2 separate regions of the Homo sapiens genome follow, and region 2 is linked to region 1. A link is a contact called in ENCODE Hi-C or POLR2A ChIA-PET data. All regions are on one chromosome and are shown on one strand. The core of a region is the stretch at or near the end of the contact, and the rest is flanking DNA. Distances in the headings are between cores, read along the strand shown. Region 1 has its middle 47 kb from the start of AHNAK. Region 2 holds the start of LBHD1 (LBH domain containing 1).

What was found. A loop is a pair of places that touch in the nucleus more often than their neighbours do. ChIA-PET counts read pairs that join two places held with the same protein, here RNA polymerase II (POLR2A). Pooled maps may share reads with other maps.
Region 2: a loop to region 1 is called in a pooled map, with 4 times the contacts of the local background. The contact joins the promoter of LBHD1 here to the enhancer-like site in region 1. A Hi-C loop is called at or near these places in 1 of 50 pooled maps. POLR2A ChIA-PET finds 5 or more read pairs at or near these places in 8 of 52 experiments (A549, CD4-positive, alpha-beta memory T cell, Caco-2 and 4 more).

Annotation. Positions count from the first base shown.
Region 1 is chr11:62,498,228-62,500,927 of GRCh38, reverse strand. It overlaps a transcript of AHNAK not described here. Among named protein-coding and RNA genes, the nearest start is that of AHNAK, 47 kb to the left of the region's middle. Within about 2 kb of position 1,252, at least 15 of the 41 ENCODE cell types and tissues checked have a DNase peak (open chromatin) inside an H3K27ac peak, as active enhancers do.
Region 2 is chr11:62,670,846-62,673,545 of GRCh38, reverse strand. It overlaps LBHD1 (LBH domain containing 1), which reads left to right and starts at 1,279. Exons shown (of 7, transcript NM_024099.5): 1 at 1,279-1,982. It overlaps UQCC3 (ubiquinol-cytochrome c reductase complex assembly factor 3), which reads right to left and starts at 1,873. Exons shown (of 2, transcript NM_001085372.3): 1 at 1,681-1,873; 2 at 1-1,593. The coding sequence starts at 1,800. The coding sequence ends at 1,432. RefSeq lists a silencer at 1,070-1,199 and enhancers at 1,440-1,599, 966-1,707, 1,708-2,447, 2,448-2,700.

The DNA of each region.
Region 1 (2,700 bases), core at 3-2,502:
TGTTTTAATGTGATACAGTATGTCTGAGCAATGTCCACATCCAGTTGTCAAGGGGGAAAAAACTTGATAGTGAGCATTCCCAGCTCAACGCTGCCTTGTTCAAAACTCAGCTGACATAGAGGCTTCTGCTGGTTCCCTGTCCACACAGAGTAAGCTCTTCCCAGCCAAAGGGGAGATGAAAGGATTATTTACTATGTAAAGTGGTGAGGCAGAAATCTCCCAGTTTGTTCACTTAGCTCAAAGTGGGAGAAAAAAAATGATGTTGAGGCGGTTCTATAGCTCGATTTCTGGTATGATCAACTGGGAGCAGCAATTTAAAACCCACTTGGATTTTTTAAGTCACTGGGGAGGTTCGGAGCCACATACCACGCCCTGTGTGTCATCATCGGGCTCTCTGAGGGACAGCACGTAGGTTTGGGAGGAACAGGTTCAAACCTGACTCTGATCGTTAACGAAGGTAGTGTTCTGTAGCACACATGACTCTCTGGGCCAATCAGATTACCCCAGCCTTCTAGCACCTGTGTGAACTGACATAGCTGGGAAGCTGGCTAGGCTGGGCTCAGGTGGGGCAGCCAGGTACCTTTATAGTATGATTTGAAGGCCTCAGGTGAGGCTGCCCTAGCCTGAAATATCTCCCCTACTGGCTTGTCAAGGATGTCTGAATTTCGCTACTATTGAGTCATTCCTTTGCGTTTACTACGGTCCTCGTTTTGTGAGTGCAGATTGATCTGGAATACAGGATCCTTAACCTTCCCATCTTAATTGCGTGGATACAACTAGACTATGTTTAATCTCTTGGGTAAGCCACAAACTAAGTTCCACTTTTTCATGCCAGGCCTGTCTTGAGGCATTTCACCTGCCCTCTTCTCTATTCTGTTCAGCTTAGACAAGAAGCAAGCTGGAGCCAGGTAGTCTGGTGTGGGGGACAGAGGAGCAGAGGACTGGAAAGTGAGGGCACCCAGGAGCAGCAGGCTCTCCTTCCTGGCTTCTGGCTTTCCAGCACAGAAAAGCTTGGCTGAGCCTTGGTCTGGTGTCAGATGACGCCTGAAGGGAGATGTGATCTCCCCATTTTGGCCCAGATGGAGCACAGTTAGCTCTTACATGGACTTCCTTCCACTTACTCACTTTCCCTTTACCAGCTATCCTCTGTCCTCCTACTGCTGCACTCTCAGCCATCATCATTCTACGTGGCCTCATGCCAGAAGGGAAGTCTCATTGGCATCCCAGAGGAGCCAGGAGCTCCTAAGCCCCACCAGCACTCGGCCACACCCCTTTCCCCTTTGTGGCTTGGTTCACAGTCTCCAGGAGATGGAGGAGTGGCTAGGAGCTGCGCAGCTGCCGACAGCTCAACTTGTGCGGCTGGTTTTTTGTTTTTTTGAGATGGAGTCTTGCTCTGTTGCCCAGGCTGGAGTGCTGTGGTGCGATCTTGGCTCACTACAACCTCCGCCTCCCGGGTTCAAGCGATTCTCTTGCCTCAGTCTCCCGAATAGCTGAGATTACAGGCACACGATACCATGCCCAGTTAATTTTTTTGTATTTTTAGTAGAGACTGGGTTTCGCCATGTTGGTCAGGCTGGTCTCGAACTCCCGACCTCAGGTGATCCACCCGCCTCGGCCTCCCAAAGTGCTGGGATTACAGGCATAAGCCACTGCGCCTGGCAGGTTTGAACAGATACAGAGGATGTTTAGTGAGAGGCCAGTCGGATGCTATGGGTCTGCACTAAAGCCTTAAACCCTTTCTATCTTTTCCTCTTTCCCAGGCCTAGAAGACATGGTCAGAGTTCATCTACGTCATGCCCCTGCCTCCGGGCATATTTTATCTCCCCATGCCCATGCCTGTCTTCCAGAGACCACTCCCACCAAAGGAAGTGGGAGAAGCGAGGCGGAAGAGAGGCCATAAAGTCCGCTGGAATATAGGCTCCATGAAGGCAGGGATTTTTAATATATCCCCAGAGTCTAGAACAGTGCCTGGCCCACAGTAGATGCTCAATAAATATTTGTTGAATAATGAACCTCCCCTTGTTGAAGTAATCACAGCTGGTAAAGTACTTTCAATCCTAATGAATATTCTGTTGGACAGGTGGAAATTTTTAGAGCCAACATTTCCAAAGATCTATTTATTTTGTTTTTTGTTTTTATTTTATTTTTTTTAGAGAAGGGCCTTGCTCTGTCACTCAGGCTGGAGTGCACTGGCATGATCACAGCTCACTGCAACCTTGAACTCCTGGACTCAAGAGATCCTCCCACCTCAGCTTTCTGAGTAGCTCTTACTAAAGGCACAGCTTCCATGCCCAGCTAATAAAAAAAAATTTCTTTTTTTTTTTTTTTTAGAGTGAGTCTGGGTTCACTATGTTGCTCACGTGCTGCTCTCAAACTTCTGGCCTCAAGCGATCCTCCCACCTTGGCCTTCTAAAGCACTGGGATTATAGGCATGAGCCACTATGTCTGGCCCCAAAGATTCAATTTTTAATTACACCATATAGTGTAATTATAATTACACTATATAGTGTAATTATAATTACATTTAGTGTAATCTTAGTATGCCATTCATTTTGTAAAAAATTAAAACAATACAAGAGAAATTCCCCTTGTTCCAAACACACTTGCGTGCTCCTTCTTAGTGATAACCATTAGCTTCATCTTGGCATGTGCCCTGTAGACTTTGCTCAATGCATTTGGACAAGTCTGTATGTTAACATA
Region 2 (2,700 bases), core at 30-2,529, 170 kb before region 1:
CTTATTTAATCCCCTCAGTGGCAGCTCCAATAAATCCTGACCAGATCCAGAGATTGGGGACCACTTTACATTTCTAAATTAATGTTTTACAATAATCCTCGTAGTTATGACCTTTCATAGAACAGGGCTGAGGTTTGTAACATGCTGGAGTTCAACCAGGATCTGTGACTCAAAGCACACTCCTTTTACTACTAGTAAGTCAGCCTCCTAAGCTTGTTTAACCAGAGGTTAAATAATGGCCACAGAAAGCATTGTGGCATATGTTAAGTGCTAGATGCCCCTCCAATCTCGCTCCAAGGACAGGAGTCCTGAGTGTCCACTATAGGCATCCATTACTTCAAGACTTCCCAGGATAGTTCAGATTTCAAGAATGTCCCACGGTTATCCCTGGAAGTACACTCCAACCTGACACCACATGACCTGTTTTGAAAATGTGGTTGGCCGGGCGCAGTGGCTCACGCCTCTAATCCCAGCACTTTGGGAGGCTGAGACGGGTGAACTGCCTGAGGTCAGGAGTTCGAGATCAGCCTGGCCACATGGTGAAACCCGCCTCTACTAAAACTACTAATATCAGCCGGGCGTGGTTGCGGACGCCTGTAATCCCAGCTACATGGGAGGCTGAGTAAGGAGAACAGCTTGAACCCAGGAGGCAGAGGTTGCAGTGAGCCAAGATTGCGCCACTGCACTCCTGCCTGGGTGACAAGAGCAAGACTCCATCTCAAAAAAAAGAAAAAATGTGGCCGCGGCAGGGCGAGGTGGTTCACGCCTGTAATCCCAGCCCTTTGGGAGGCCGAGGCGGGCGGATCACCTGGGTCTGGAGTTCGAGACCAGTCTAGCCAACATGGTGAACCCTGTCTCAACTAAAAACACAAAAGTTAGCTGGGCTTGGTGGCGCGCACTTGTGATCCCGGCTACTCGGGAAGCTGAGGCAGGAGAATTGCTGGAACCCAGGGGCGGAGGTTGCAGTGAGCCGAGATCGTGCCACTGCACTCCAGCCTGGGTGACATTGACTCCGTCTCAAAAAAAAAAAAAAAAAAAAAATGTGGTCAGATACCTATCGGGATCAGCCTCTTCTGGTGGGGTGGGACAGGCAGCAGCTCCAGGCCGCGCCCCCAGCACCGACCACGCGTCTCTAAGCATTGGTAGGTGTCGACTGCAGGGCTCATTCTGGGTGGAGGAACATGATTTTATTGGTTCTTTCAGTTCACCACATCCGACTCGCGTCTCGGCCCTGGCCCGCCTTGCGGACCTTAAAGCAGTCAGTCCAGGGTTTGGGGGAAACGTGCTCACCCGACGGCAGCTCACAGGACCCCGGAGAGTCCTGGCATGGTATCTCGGTCCGGACTCTCCGCTGGGCCCACGAAGGAGAAAGGCTGCCTCGGATTCCTGCGCCCAAGCCAAGGTCCGGCGCCCACGGAGGCAAGTCCGGTCTCACGGTGACCTCCCGCCGGCGCCGCCTTCGCCGCCAACCATCCAGTTCTTCCTCCAGGCCACGTTCTCCTGCGTGGTCGCTGCCTCCTGCAGAGTGGCCAGCAATAGCTGCTGGGTCCTGGCCGCCTCCTCCCTGCTCCTTGGGTCCTGCAGTGGCATCTCCTGAGGGCAGGAAGGGGAGTTCGCAGGAGCTCCAGTCCGGGGCTCTCCACCCGCCCACCCTTCCTCGGGACTACCAGTTGCTTCTACCTTTAGCATTTCCTGCTTCCGCCGCTCTCCCGGGGTCACGATAACGAGGAGCGCGTAGCCCACGCCAGCCCCTGCGCCCAGCATTGCGACTGAGATCAGCATTTTCCGCAAGGAATCCATGGCCGCCTGCACAGCCAGCGGAGCGCCCACGGGAGCTCCCCGCAGCCGCAAGCTGTTGCCGCGCGGTCTCACTACCCCTTGGCGCAGGCTAGAGCGCCCTATAGCAGAAACCATAGATAAGCGGCCGGCTAGAGAGGACCTGCTCGAGGAAACGTTTGGAATCCGGAGCGCTTGGATCTCAGGTTTAGCTGAGGGGGTTGAGGTGTCCAAGAAGTGCTGGCACCAAGGGCTGAGCGCGGGGACCCTGTGTCCTCAATTCCGGGGTGGGATTGCTAGGGGGAGAGTGCGTGTCTTCATGGTTGCCGTGGGTTTTATGATTGCCCATTTTTCTGTCTTCCGACGTTTCCCGATCAGTAGAGGCCCGAGCTGTGCTCTGTGGTTTCCTGCAGTCACCCGCGCGTTTTCAACACAGCGCATGGAGGGCATCTACACACATACACATCCCTCTCCATCCCCTCAACTCTGGAACAAACACTCAAAGTCAAGTATACTGGTTGGAGAAATGGGTAATAGTTACTTATCTTTAACATTTATTTTACAAACAACCTATTCCTTTTCTCGTCATGGTACACACTTGGTATTGTTTGGGTTTTTTTTTGGTTTTGTTGTTGTTGTTAGTGTGTGGGCGTGGTTTTGTTTGTTTTTGGAGACAAGGTCTCGCTCTGTCGCCCAGGGCTGGAGTGCAGTGGCGCGATCATGGCTCACTGAAGCCTCGACTTCCAGGGCCCAAGCGATCCTCCTGCCTCAACCTCCCGGATAGCTGGGATTACAGGCGTGCACCACCACGCCCGGCTGGTATTGCTTTTTGTTTTGCTTCGTTTTCTTTTTTGCTTTTTGAGACAGAGTCTCACTCTGTTGCCCAGCTGGAGTGCAGTGGCGTGATCTCGGCTCACTGCAAGC